Regions from separate parts of the Homo sapiens genome. Here region 2 is linked to region 1. A link is a contact called in ENCODE Hi-C data. All regions are on one chromosome and are shown on one strand. The core of a region is the stretch at or near the end of the contact, and the rest is flanking DNA. Distances in the headings are between cores, read along the strand shown. Region 1 holds the start of MAML3 (mastermind like transcriptional coactivator 3). Region 2 overlaps RNF150 (ring finger protein 150).

Region 1 (6,837 bases), core at 1,430-3,929:
TCCCATTTTGGAGAGATGAAAGACGGGTGCCTGTGTGTGCGCTTGTTTGTGTGTACACATGTAACAGTTTTTCTTTTGGGTATAGCCCATTCATGCACTAAAATCAGGCAGCAAAGTATACTGTGGTTGTGCAAGAAGAGCTTCATTTGTCATTGGGGAACTCTGTGGTAAAACCACAAAGTGTGCTGTCCCACCTGCTGGTTCCCCAAAGGGAAGGATGCAAATTCTTGTGTCTTTTTGGTTTCCCTTCATGGTAGGAGAGGTAAACAGCTTGAAGGGAATACATGGTGCTGCTATTGTTGTCATTTTTTCCCCAGAATGAGAAACTCTCAATGAATAATTAAATTCTGAGTCACAGGAAAAAGCTAAAATGAGAACCCAAGTCTCAAAAACTAAAGACCCAGTGCTTAAGACCCTCAAATTTGTTGCCTCTGTAAATCAAACTGCAGTCTTTTGTGGGTGATGGAGGCAAGTGAAGGAGGAGGGATAACAATTAAACTACAGTGTGGCCAGGCGCAGTGGCTCACACCTGTAATCCCAGCACTTTGGGAGGCCAAGGCAGGTGGATCATCTGAGGTCAGTAGTTTCAGACCAGCCTGGCCAACATGGTGAAACCCCGTCTCTACTAAAAATACAAAAATTAGCCAGGTGTGGTGGCGTGCACCTGTAATCCCAGCTACCCAGGAGGCTCAGCCAGGAGAATCACTGGAACCCGGGAGGCAGAGGTTGCAGTGAGCCAAGATGGCGCCACTGCACTCCAGCCTAGGCAACAGAGCAAGACTCTGTCTCAAAAAAAAAAAAAAAAAAAAGAATTAAACTACGGTGAAGAGAGAGCAAAGCGAATGCAGAGTCATAGCTTCCCCTCTGTGGCGAAGCCATGTGTTTCCTGAGTTAATAGAGATATTATTTAGTGAATATGTGAAAAAGATAAAGGCCACTTTGCTACCTCTTTTTCTAATTTCTTAAAATTCTCTACATATTTTCAGAATCTGAACGGGCTCTTTTGCTACAGACGTAGTCCAGTTAAATTTTCTGACTGAGACTTGAAGAAGGGCAGTTTGATACAGAAATTTGTATATTAACTAAATAGCCTTCAGAAAAAGTGTGGCAACTTCAATGAAATATACACTCTCTTAAGTTGGTTTTACTGCTTAGAAGTAGCCTCACACCGTATTAAATATTTTGCTGCCCATTTTGCCATATATCCAGTGAATATTAAAAATATCGTTCACTATATAGAACTGATTAATTGAAGAAAAATATAGCTTCTTATCGCTGACATTATGAGGTTAGAAATAGCATCCTGTGCTAATCTGCAATGCCAAGAAATGAAGATGGTTTAAATCAGATCTCATGACTAATGCATAAGATCCAAAGTTCTTTTATTCCTGGCTATTTTAGAAAACTGGGGTGTATTTTTACCCTAAAAACTAATTCTTAAGATTTATTGAAATAATACAAAATGACTTATAATTAACATCTCACAATCAAGATTTATAGTTTACTGATTATTAGAGAAATAATAATTTCTCCATCTTAATTTTTAAAAATATGTATATGCAATGGTTTAAGTCCATATTCAAGAATATTTGATCCTTAGTTGTTATTTTTGTTTTTAGATAATATCGGGAAAGATAATGTGCTTTAATAAAATGGAAAGTTTAGATTGATTTCTGCAGTTGCTAGTCCATTTTAATTGTACTTATTGTGAATTCATTGAAATGGAAAGAAATATATCCAGCAATAAAGTAGGCCTGTTATTTTTGCTTGTTTTTGTTTTGGTCATGACAAACTGTGAAATGCTGTGTTTTTTCTATAGTTCTAGTCTATGAAATCTGCAATCTTTCCACTTGATTTACGAAGGACCTTAATTACTGCTGTCATTAGCACCTAGTGTTCAAAACAGTCTGTTTAAATGTACTGTTAGTCTCACCTCCAAGTCCCTGCTTGCTTTATTTTTTTCCAAGGGTAAGTAAAACAATAATTGACTTAGTAACAACAATCATTATGTACAGTGAGTTAAATATTACACATTTTTGATGCCTATTTCTATTTATTTAGAATTTGGTATTTGTGTGTTCAGTCTGGCCTAGACTTGGAACAAGTGTCCGTAAGTAGCGCTGTTACTAGCGCAGACTTATTACCTGGGTTTTAAAAACAAGTCACTCATTTGCCTTTTTCTTTCCACATGGATAGGGATGACAGACAACTGCTGTAAAGCTTCAATGTTTCTGCCTGGTCATGCACAGTTCTGCAATATAATGCATAAATGTATAACAACAACTTGGGATCGCTTGATACTTTCCTTGGAATAAGGAAACCCTACCAGGCGCGTCCCCGCGCACGCGCGCGCGCATACACAGACACACACACTCACACACGCTCTCACGCACACACACAGGTCAAAAGTTGATTTATTTCTGAGATCCCCCCAGAATCTTTCTTCTCTCCGTCGCCGACGGCTCTGGGCTTCTCGGCGGGGCGGTAGTGTGGTTGGGGGCGTAGGAGGGGCGCCGGGCGCCGAGGCGACGGAGACGGGAGCCGGGTGCTGGTGCGTGCCGCGCCCGCTCCTGCCGGGTGAGAGTCCGGGCCGGGTTTTGCGCCGTGTCCGCGGGCCTGTCTCACGGCCTCCAGCCGCCGCCGCTGCCGTGTTTACTGAGCTCGCGCGTCCTGATATCACTCCGCTGGCATGGAGGAGGAGGAGGAGGTGGAGGAGCGAGAGGAGGAGGAGGAGGCGGCGGCGGCGGCGGCGGCGAGCAGTTGATCATTGTGATGGTGGCAGGAGCAGCGGCGGCAGCGGCAGCCCAGCCGAGCGTTAGGTGCTGCTCTCTGCGCGGCGTTTTGCAAAGGACTTCACCGATCTACTTTTGCAGTCGCCTCGGACTGTCCATGTGTTTACTTCCCCCAGCCCGAGGATTCGATATCTAGGTTCCTGTGAAATGCAACTGAGCAGCCAAAGTACTTTGAGAACACGGGGCGGCATAAACACCAAAACTTTTTTGTGGAAGGAAAATGCAATAAGCAAGCTTGCCGTTTTCCGATGCGGTGTGGAGTGAGTGTGTGTCGCGCGTGTCCGCACTGGAGGCATATGCTTGTGTGTGTACATGGGGTGTGTTTTTCGGTATGTAGGGAGAAAATGCTTGCCAACCACCGGAAATCTCCTGGAATTTATTAGAAAATAATGGATTATAAAAAGAAGGCAAGCAAGGAGCGGATCTCCCCTTGAGTTGCAACCCGATTTGCTGCTGGCTCAGTTTGTTGTGATTCTTTTTGTTGATAGGTGTCTGATGGTATTCCGATAACGTTCCCCCCTTTTCTTCCCCTTGAGCTTTTACAGTTTAAAAAAAGGAAACAAAAACCACCCCAAAATCTCCCCCCCCGTTTTTTTCGCCCCGTCGGGATCGCCGTTTCCATCCATGTGCTTGCGTCTCCCCCGCGTTCCACTTAAACTATTTTAATCCTTGGACCCAAGGAGGAGGCTGATAGGGGGGTGGATAAAAAAAGTTCTTCCAAAATAGTGTGCCCGGGGAGCAGGATGGGGGATTTCGCAGCCCCCGCTGCTGCCGCGAATGGCAGTAGTATTTGCATCAACAGTAGCCTGAACAGCAGCCTCGGCGGGGCCGGGATCGGTGTGAATAATACTCCCAATAGTACTCCCGCTGCTCCGAGTAGCAATCACCCGGCAGCCGGTGGATGCGGCGGCTCCGGGGGCCCCGGCGGCGGTTCGGCGGCCGTTCCCAAGCACAGCACCGTGGTGGAGCGGCTCCGCCAGCGCATCGAGGGCTGCCGTCGGCACCACGTCAACTGCGAGAACAGGTACCAGCAGGCTCAGGTGGAGCAGCTGGAGCTGGAGCGCCGGGACACCGTGAGCCTCTACCAGCGGACCCTGGAGCAGAGGGCCAAGAAATCGGGCGCCGGCACCGGCAAACAGCAGCACCCGAGCAAACCCCAGCAAGATGCGGAGGCTGCCTCGGCGGAGCAGAGGAACCACACGCTGATCATGGTGAGGGCGCACGGGCAGCGGGCTTGCGGCGCGCGTTGGGGGTGGTGGTGGTGGTGGGGGGCGCGTGGAGCTTCTTACATGGGGGTACAAGGGTCTGATTTGCACGGTGGGTGAGGTGGGCTGAAGCCTAAGGGTTAACGTCAACTTTTCTTAGGGAAAAAGCTGCCGTCGTCGCTACCTGTTAATCTGTCAGGGTTGTCAGATTTGGGGAGGAGGGGGCGAGAGGGGAGAAGCCAGTCACGACTGCGAGGGGCGGAGGGAGCCTAGAGGAGCGTCGGAGTGAGGTGCTGGAAAAGTTTCCCCCCTTCCCTTTCTTAAGATACCGATTTGAAAGAGTGAACCCCTGAGTTGAAACCTTGCTCCTCCTCTTCGCCGCTCCCCACCCCACCTCTAGCCGCGCCGCCTCGCCTCCCCAGACCCGTCCCCCTACGCCCACCCCTCTCAGCACATCCGCCGGGTGCGTGGAAATATTGATGCTGTCGCAGGTTCTGGGCGGGCACCAGGCCCTCAACCCCTAGGGGGGAAGCGGGGAAGGAGAGCCTCTCGCCTCCTCTCCCCAGCTCACCCCCTTTGGGCTGAGAAAGTCTGAGAGTTTTGTGAATGAACTTTGAAGTGGGTGAGAAACGAGCGAGGGTGGCTGCGCGCGGGGGTGCTCGCGGGAGCGCGCGCGGATGCGGGGCGCGGGTGCGCTCCGCTCTTTGCTCGCGACTCGGGGCTAGCCCGGCAGGTGGAGCGGCTGGGAGGGTTAAGAGGGGAGCGGCCTGGAGGGGGCGGGAGGGGAAAGCAATACCCAGGGTTTGCGCCAAGAGGCCCCACCACACAACTTCGCTTGGGATTCTTTCCTTTTTTCCTTTTAAACTTGCGTGCACGGAGTCTTTCTCCGCTTGGCGCCCCCTGCCCCGCTGCCCGCCAACTTTGGGGGCCTGCTTAATAAGCCCAGAGCAATGGAAGGTAGCAGGGAGGTAAAAGAGGCTTAAATGGCTGGGTGGGCGGGTTCGAGGTAGGATGAGCAGCCAATGGCTTAACTTCTCCAGGAGGAAGGGGCAGTTCCCACCCCCCAAGCCGGAGGCTAGAATCCTTTCTCTTATCTCCCCTCTCCGGTTCTTTTGCTTTCCTTTCTGGGTGAGGGGAGGCCGGAAGCTTGGGAAAGGTGTGTGCCCCCCCCCCCCGCACCGCGCCGCCCGGGTGCTGGGTGGGCCAGGCGACGGGAATCCTGGAGCGTGCCGGGGCCGCGCGCCTTCGCCTGTTTCCCGTGCAGACCGCCCAGCGATCGGCGGCGCAGAGCCCGGCAGGGGCGGCCCTCCCGTCGTGCGGTTTAGAAATCGCACACGTTCCCGGTCTGTGAGTCCCCGGCGCCGGGGTGGTGCCAGTGCTGCCGTGGGCTTTCGCCGGGGGCTCGGGCCGGCGCTCGGTGACAAAGAGTCGGCTTGGGGGAGGGGAGGCGACGCCGCAGTGCTCGCTCCCCACGTCCCCCCACCCCGCACGTGAAGAGGAACAATTTGTTTATCTTGGGCTTCAAGAATCCTTCCCTCCTCCCAGTTCTCCGGGGGCGCTCAACCCCTCCTCCCTCCCCTCCCAGGTCGGCGCGATCCTGCCCAGTCCCGCCGGCAGCACCTTCCCTCCTCCTCTTCCTCCTCCCCCTCCCCTTCCTCCTCCCTTCCTCCTCCTCCAGCCACTCTTGCCCGCCTTCTTCCTCCCTTTTGGAACGTGGCCGTGGGGGAGGGAGCGGGAGGCGCTTTGTCCGCCTCGCGGCCCAGCTCAGACCCCGGGGCCGCTGGGCTGGGAGGGGTGCTGCGCCCCGTGGCCCTGCCCGCTTCATCGCGGCTGTCCCCGCCCCGCCGCGCCCCCCATGCCCCCGCGTCCCTCCTCTCCGCTCCCCCTGCGGCTGAGCCTGCCCCGAGCGCGAAGAAGGGGCCGTCTCGGTTGGTTTTGAGGAAGAACGACAGTTCGAGTCGGGGGAGGTTCTCGCTTTACAAACAGGAAACCGAAAACCACTGACACACTGTAGTTTTTCTGATTGTAGCCGGAGGCGGGGCCGGTCCCGCATCTCGACTGTAGCTCCGGTCCCTTTCTCCAACCTATTTCTCTCCCAGCCCCCGCCCCCCTAGCGCCCTTCCACGGAGGAGGAGATTCACTTTGTGAACCTGAGACTGAGAATTTAAGAGGCACTGAAGGTTTCATGCCTGCCCACCCCGCGTCCTCTTTTCGTGTATTTGTACACCCCACGCGCATGGATTGCGGAGAAATGGGCTCCTTTCGGGAGGCTCCAAAATTCCCGTGCCACAGAATCTCTCACAACCTTTGGGGATCAAGGACTGCTGTGGCGTTTACCTCGCCAGCTGGGGGACCCTGGAACAAAAGCCAGTGCCGTTCCCAGTGCCGGGTCTCTGGACACGGCAAGATGAGTAGAGTTTGCGACCAGAAACTTTCGGTGTTTGGGTTGTGTTCTCTGGTTTCCGCCCTGGTGGAGGGAGGGCTCGGGTGCGCGCGCCTGGTTTGTGATACACTCGCAGGTGGAAGCAAGCCCAGCCTCCTGACCTTACTGGGAAGAAGACAGCAAGCCCAAGCCACAGCTTACTTTTGAAAATAGAAAGATAATGCTTGCTTCAATAGACAGAGACATCAGCTGTAGATTTCATAGTGAATCCCAGTTTAGCAAATTAGCAACAAATAGACTTGAAAGATGACTGCGTGAAAATAAAATTTTCTGTCATTTTATGACAATGATTTAGCCTGTTGATTAGACTTACGCACTAATAAATGCCAGGGCTGTGTACAGAATAGGAGTGTATTTTAGCTTCAGCTGTTTCACATGCATCTCTCACTGGTATGTG
Region 2 (6,837 bases), core at 2,312-4,811, 700 kb before region 1:
CTTCCTTGATTTATATAGCATCTGACCCAAAATCACAAAAAAGTCACTCCTGATGACATTTGCATGGGGAGTCTTTCATTTGGACTTCAGTTCTTAATTGCCGAAATAAGTACTAGTGAATTATGTAGCGTTTTTACCCAAAACTAATCTTCTGTACAAAGTTGTGTGCATATTGAGATGATTAGTTAAGGCAGTGTAGTTTTTTAAATTTTTTCTGTATAAATTTCTTTCCTTCTTCCCCACCTCAGGCACCTACCCTACTCCTTTCAGAGCACTTTATATCCCTCTTGAAATACAAAGAAATTGAAAAAAAAAAAAAAGTAACTGTCTTTAAAGGAATTTGTCTTCTATTAGGAGACACAGACTTTTATTTTGCTTTATTCTATTCTCTTTGTACTTGGAGAGCGTAATCAACTTGTCTCATAATGGGCTAGTGATGAAACAAGGGTGATAGTTGGAAACAGTCATTACAACATGGTTATTTTTGTTATATAGAAGACTATCATGTAAATAAGTGCAATCGTGTTCTTACGTACTGGCTAAAAAAAAAATATTGCAACTATAAGGATTTTTAAATGAGGGTTGTGAATTCCAGGAAATTTCACTGCAAAATTTCTTTTGGTTTTGTTTTTTAATAAAATGGAACCAGATGCTTGTGTCTGTGTCATCTGTATTCCCTGACTTTGTTGCCTATCCCTGAGTTGCAGAGGTGGTGCTATGGATTTCAAAACATCATATTTATTGTTAAATCACAATTATGTCCAAAGACCAAGGATAATAATAGCTTCCTTATTTTTCTCAGGTAAGTCAAGTGGCAGGCACCAACCTTCTCTTAGCTCTGCTGTTCTAAGGGAATTAAGAGATTTTAGCAATTCTGAAGAAGAATGGCTGTGAAATGAGCTTGAGGTGTAGTCTGGCAAGAACTGAGCACTATGCTTATGGACTATCTCAGGCAAGTTTATACTAGGCAGAGTTATACCATGGGGTCTGCCAGATGGGCTGGGGCAGACAGATTTCTTCTTTATATTTGCTAGTATATTTCTAAAAGATTTTAAATAGCAATTCCTTGGGATTCGCAAGGGAATATGAAGAAAATTTAAAAGATGGAGCCTGCTGGCCTGGGAAGGTGGAAAAGGAAGGCAGGAAAGGAGAATGGCCCTCTATTCATTGGCCTCACCTACTGGAACCTGGTAGGCCTTTGGTTGTGGCCTAGCCCCCCCGTGCCTGGCCCAGCCGAGACTCCTGACACATGCACTTGAGGAGCAGCCAGGATTGGACATGGCCAGGCAGGAGCTGTGGGTTTCACAGAATTTGCTAGCAAAAAGAAAACACAAACAGTATTGAGTGCTGTGGCCTCCTGGAGCTGCTGTAGATAAGGAAAACATTAGTGCCCGGAGGCTTTACTCAGGGCCAGTCTATGCTTAATTTGTAGGCAGGAAGATACTCTAAGGGGATTGCTGGGAACATTCATGACTATGCCAAATTAGAAGGCACTTTAGACTTTGTTTATGCTTCCATTATTGCAATGTTTATCTGCCCAGACACTGTGGGTATGAAGCTATTACCTAGGACCTGGAAACCATCCCTCCCAACTTCAACTTCCATCATCTTTCCACTAGACCAGGGATCCCCAAATGAGGAAATGTGTTCTGTGGGATGGGATATGTTAGAATTTACAGCAGGCTCCCAAGTTCAATTAAGTTGGGATAAGGCTTCATACAACTCATATTAGCTATTAATAAATTTTTTGTTTGTTTTGTTTTGTTTTGTTTTGTTTTGGTACAGACAGGGTCTCGTTTTGTTGTCCAGGCTAGTCTTTAATTCCTGGCCTCAACTGATCCTCTCACCTTGGCCTTCCAAAGTGCTGGAATTACAGGCGTGAGCCACTGTGCCTGGCCGCTATTAAAAACTTTTGAGAAGTCTTCAGTAAGGTCACTGATTTAACTCTATAATTCAGCTTTTCCTGAAGCTGATTGACAATAAAGCCCCATTTTATCAAGGGTTATGTTTTTCCACATTACACTGGAGACCACTGTGTGGAACATGTTGGTGTTCAGACTTTAAAAAAAAAAAAAAAAGCTGCCAGACATCATTTGCTGTAAATCTTGCATATTCCACAGACCCTTGCCTCTCTTGTCCCTGCTCCTAGTTGACAAGGGGAAAGTCAGGTGATGCACAGTGAGCAGTATTAGCCTGGGGCCTGCTTCACCTGGGGTGGGTGTGACCTGGGGAGAGATCACTGGGCACTTCCCAGAGTCACACGCATGCCAGGGCATCAGCCTGGCTTCACTGGGCATCAGCCTGGCTTGCTATCATGCTGTGCCTGAAGGCGGAGGCCCCATCCCACCTAGAAACTCCACTTTGTGGGCTTTTGTTTTGAGACTTAATGCAGCATATTCACACATTTGAGAATGGAACATTTACAACCCCAGATTTTGACAAAATTAAGTAGCTAAAAAAAAAAAAAAAAAGAAAAAGAAAACTCCCCACAGCTTTGTAATGGGCCAGCTGGGTCAGCTTTGCCGCTTAACTCTTATTCTGTTAATACCTATGTTTGGAGGACTGTAAGCTAAACCATCATTCAGAAGACACAGAAGTATATTTAGTTCTGTTTATTGTTATTGTTGTTTTGTTTTTAGTTTTTTTTGAGATGGAGTCTCGCTCTGTCACCCAGGCTGGAGTGCAGTGGCACAGCCTCGGCTCACTGCAACCTCCGCCTCCTGGGTTCGAAAGCAATTCTCCTGCACACAGCCTCCCGAGGAGGAGCTGGGATTACAGGCACCCACCACCACACCTGGCTAATTTTTGGAATTTTAGTAGAGATGGGGTTTCACCATGTTAGCCAGGCTGGTCTTGAACTCCTGGCCTCTAGTAATCTGCCCACCTCGGCCTCCCAAAGTGCTGAGATTACAGGTATGAGCCACTGTGCCCGACCTAGTTCTTTTCTAAGTCTAATAATTCTTTAGAAGCCAGTGTTAGTAGTGCTACTCATCTCCTTGAATAATGCATTGCAACAAATTGGGGAACAAAGGGTAGGGAGAGAATATGAGTCATTTTTGCTCTGCGGTAATTACTATCTACAGAAGAGTGAATACCAATTAAGAAACTCAGGTGACTGAGAGAGGTCTCCTCTTTATGAGACATTTTAAAACACTAGTTCCATCATTCTTAGTGATCCAACAACAGAAGCAATTTGACCTCTTATTTCATCACACTCACAGGTAGTAGAGAGCCTCCACCAAGTCTCACTGTAAATCTTTGTTCTTGGCTGTGAGAAGAATCAGGGAGAAAGACCTTTCCACCGAGCCACCAAAGATACCATGGGGACCCTCTGCTCACTGTGATTGCATCTCCCCTTGTTGGCTTTCAGTCACAGCACCCTAGCAAAAGAAGGTGCCGTCCTAAATCTCCAACCAGTGGTAGCCTGTATCTGCTGGCATACAGGGAGGTACAAATTAAACGCCTCAATCTCTTCGGACCTTCCTGTTATGGAAGACACGCCCCACCTTCCCCCACAGGGAACATGCCTGATTAGTCATAACCCTTAAACTAATCACTCCCGCTGTGCCTCCCTCTAACATTCCCACCTTCTTTGTTCTTAAGGACATTTACTAAATAGGCAAGGGGGAAAGCAGAGCCAGGTTTCATTGGCGGGCAACTGCACTTGGTTGCTATGAGAGCTGTATACACACACAACACAGCTGTCATTGATATTATAGATCTAATGGGAGCCAAGGGTCTCAAATCTCTAAGGAGAAAAACATAATTCAGAGCTTTGGCAATGGTATCCATGTCTATAAATACATGTGAGAGCAGAGAAGTGAATTAGAGAATGTTAGAACACAATAGAGTTAGACCTGAGAATAAAATTGCATCACTCTGGGCCTGGACCTGATGTTTTTTATGCCAGCAAAACTCCCAGTTAAATATAATTTCAGGAGACCTTTACCTGAGATTGAGGTATAATGCCAGGACCTAAACACACACAGGACCTGACTCACAGAGCTTCCTTTATGATAAGGAAAGTTAAAGGTAGTCCATTTGCCTCTTATCATATTTTCTTTCCCTCTTTTTTATCTCCCTTGTTTGAAACAAAAAGGTGGAGAGGAAAAGGGAGGACATTAATGAGGGATGGACTCAGGACTAGAACTTGGGTTTTCCTGACTCCACTGCCAGAGTTCCTTCGGCAGCACCATGCTGCTTTCATAAATGGGTAAGCACCTCCTGACCACTCAAAAATATAAGGAATGGAAAGCAAGAAAAGCTGCTGGGCATGGTGGCTCGTGTCTGTAATCCCAACACTTCGGGAGGCCAAGGCAGGAGGGTTGCTTGAGGCTAGGAGTTTGAGACCAGCCTGGGCAACAAAGTGAGAGCGCTGTCGCTAGAAAAACATTAAAAAATTATCCAGGCATGGTGGCATGTGCCTATAGTCCCATCCACTCAGGAGGCTGAGGCTGGAGGATGACTTGAGCCGAGCCGAGCCAGGGATGTCAAAGCTGCAGTGAGCTATGATTGCACCACTGTACCCTGGGTGACAGAGCAAGACCCTGTCTCTATAATAAAAAAAAGAAAACTGAAAGTTTATGTATAGGAAGATTATGTATAATCAGGAAACACTCCCTGAACAGGAACAAGTCTAGTCTGGAAGTACTGGAAGTAGAATAGGATGATGCAACCACTGTATATAAGCAGGGACACCTGCAAACACACACACACACACACACACACACACACACACACACACAACCCACAAGGTGAGTCCCCACAGAATGCTAATTTTAGCTATGCAAGGAAGCTCATTATTTTAAGACCCCAATGTGTGTTATTTTCTAGACTCGCCCCTTCAAAATATGATTAGTCATGGAAATACTGGATAGAAGAGGGTGGTTTCCCCAGCAAAGGTACCACCCTCAAGCCTGAATACCTGCGGCCCTAAATAAGGACAGACATTCCTGTTTTTGCACCCAAAAGTTGCCTTCTGGCCCACAACGCCCCCTGTCCTGTACCCATATAAACCCCAAGCCCCAGGCTGGGAGAGAAGAGAAGGAACATCAGGAGAAGTTTGGCTGGGGATGGTCAGAGAATCAGCAGCTAGACAGCCAAACTCTAAGGAAAGATCATCTTTTCACTCCATCTCCTGTCCAGCTCCCCATCCATTCCACTGAGAGCCATCACCACCACTGAATAAAACCCCCACATTCAGCCTTCAAGTTAATGTCGGACCCAATTTTTTGGGATGGCTGGACAAGAGCTCAGGATACAGAAAGTTGTCATGCTGGCCCCCTGCCCTTGCAAAAAGGCAGAGGGCCCACTGACCTGGTTAACCCTTAAGCCATCCAGAAGGGCAAGACTAAAAGAGCACACTGTAACATGCACCCACCTGGGCTTTGGGAGTCGCAGACACCCACCCCTAGACACTGCCATGGGGCCAGAGCCCCAAAGCAGTCACTCTGGTTCCTGCACCTGCCATCTTCATGATCCTCCTCCCATAAAAGGGGTTTGAACTCACCAAACAGAGAGCCACACTCCTGTCGCATGTGTTGAGAAGGGGTGCAAGGGAAGTCTCCCATTTCAGTTATATCATACTTCCCAGCACTGGCTCACAGGCCAGTGCATAAGAAGGCCATCCCTTCTTATAGCCCTGCTATGGCACTGAGACTTGCTCGACAGGAAGTAAAGAGCGAGGATTCTTTTTCATATATTAAGAGGTGCTCAATGTCCAGAGGAACCTTCCAAGTAGAGAACTCCTAAAAACAATGGATAAAATATTAACACCTCCTTTAAGACAAAGAGCTAAGCTGGTAGGAATGTAAGATAAATTCTTGGACACCAGAAACAGTAAGAAACTACTAGTCTATTCAGAGGGGAACAGGACCACCAGAAATAGAGTTTGCCCTGGGTGCCTATGTTTATTTAGCTTTCATGATCTAGGGGTCTACAATTTTTTTCTGAAAAGATACAATTTTAAAGATAATATTTTGGGCTTTGTGGGCCACATATGATTTGTCACTTACTTCATTGTTGTTGTTTCTTAGCAACAGTTTAAAAATGTAAAAGCCATTCTTAGCTGAAAGGCCACACAAAAACAGGCCACAAGAAGGGCGTGTGCTGCTCCTACAGGAGGAGCTCAGAGACAAAGCTCAGGCTCAGAATCAGAGACTCCAGCACAAAGCCAGCACCCAAAAGAATTGACACCCTTCGTGGGTAAACTGGAAAAAAAAATATGCTTACCAGAAGGAATTGATATAAGTGTTTACCAGTGTTGGCCTTGGTTCTAGTTAAAAAGGGAAAAAGATAAAGTCTCCTCCAACACCCCAAGATACCTTAGCCATAGACAAGCCTTCTCATGGGCTATGTATCAGAATCCAAGTACTTATACGACCTAAAAACCCAAAGTACGAATTTAAACTTATTGCAAACTGATAGTCACATTCAATGTTTAGTAGAAATGAATGCATATATCCTCACTAGAGGAATACTGTTTAAACCAGGTCTCAAAGGAATTCTCACAAACCAAGTTTGAAGGAATATAAACTCACCACCAAAAGCTCAAAATACATAAGGAAACAAGTCACAGTGAGGAAGAGGGTTGCAGAAAGATTGATGATACGAGAAATAATTGGTTCAAGATATAGGGTAAGTGTTCTAGGGAACCCTACAGGTGATTCTAATGCACCTTGAAGGTGTTATTGTTTTTAGAGACAGGGTCTCACTCTTTCGCCCATGCTGGAGCACAGTGGCACGATTATAGATCGCTGCAGCCTCAAACTCCTGGGCTCAGGTGATCCTCCTGCCTTAGCCTCCCAAGTAGACCTGAGACTATAGACCCATGCCACC

The links. A loop is a pair of places that touch in the nucleus more often than their neighbours do. Pooled maps may share reads with other maps.
Region 2: a map of PC-9 shows a loop between it and region 1 (5-fold over the local background). The contact joins the enhancer-like site here to the promoter of MAML3 in region 1. A Hi-C loop is called at or near these places in 3 of 168 maps with a recorded cell type or tissue (IMR-90, PC-9 and aorta) and 5 of 50 pooled maps.

Annotation. Positions count from the first base shown.
Region 1 is chr4:140,150,026-140,156,862 of GRCh38, reverse strand. MAML3 (mastermind like transcriptional coactivator 3) reads left to right here and starts at 2,679. Exons shown (of 5, transcript NM_018717.5): 1 at 2,679-4,003. The coding sequence starts at 3,536. RefSeq lists enhancers at 5,118-5,960, 5,961-6,805.
Region 2 is chr4:140,853,620-140,860,456 of GRCh38, reverse strand. It overlaps RNF150 (ring finger protein 150), which reads left to right. Exons shown (of 7, transcript NM_020724.2): 7 at 1-650. Among named protein-coding and RNA genes, the nearest start is that of TBC1D9, 100 kb to the right of the region's middle. Within about 2 kb of position 3,561, at least 5 of the 41 ENCODE cell types and tissues checked have a DNase peak (open chromatin) inside an H3K27ac peak, as active enhancers do; they include PC-9, where a contact is called at or near this core.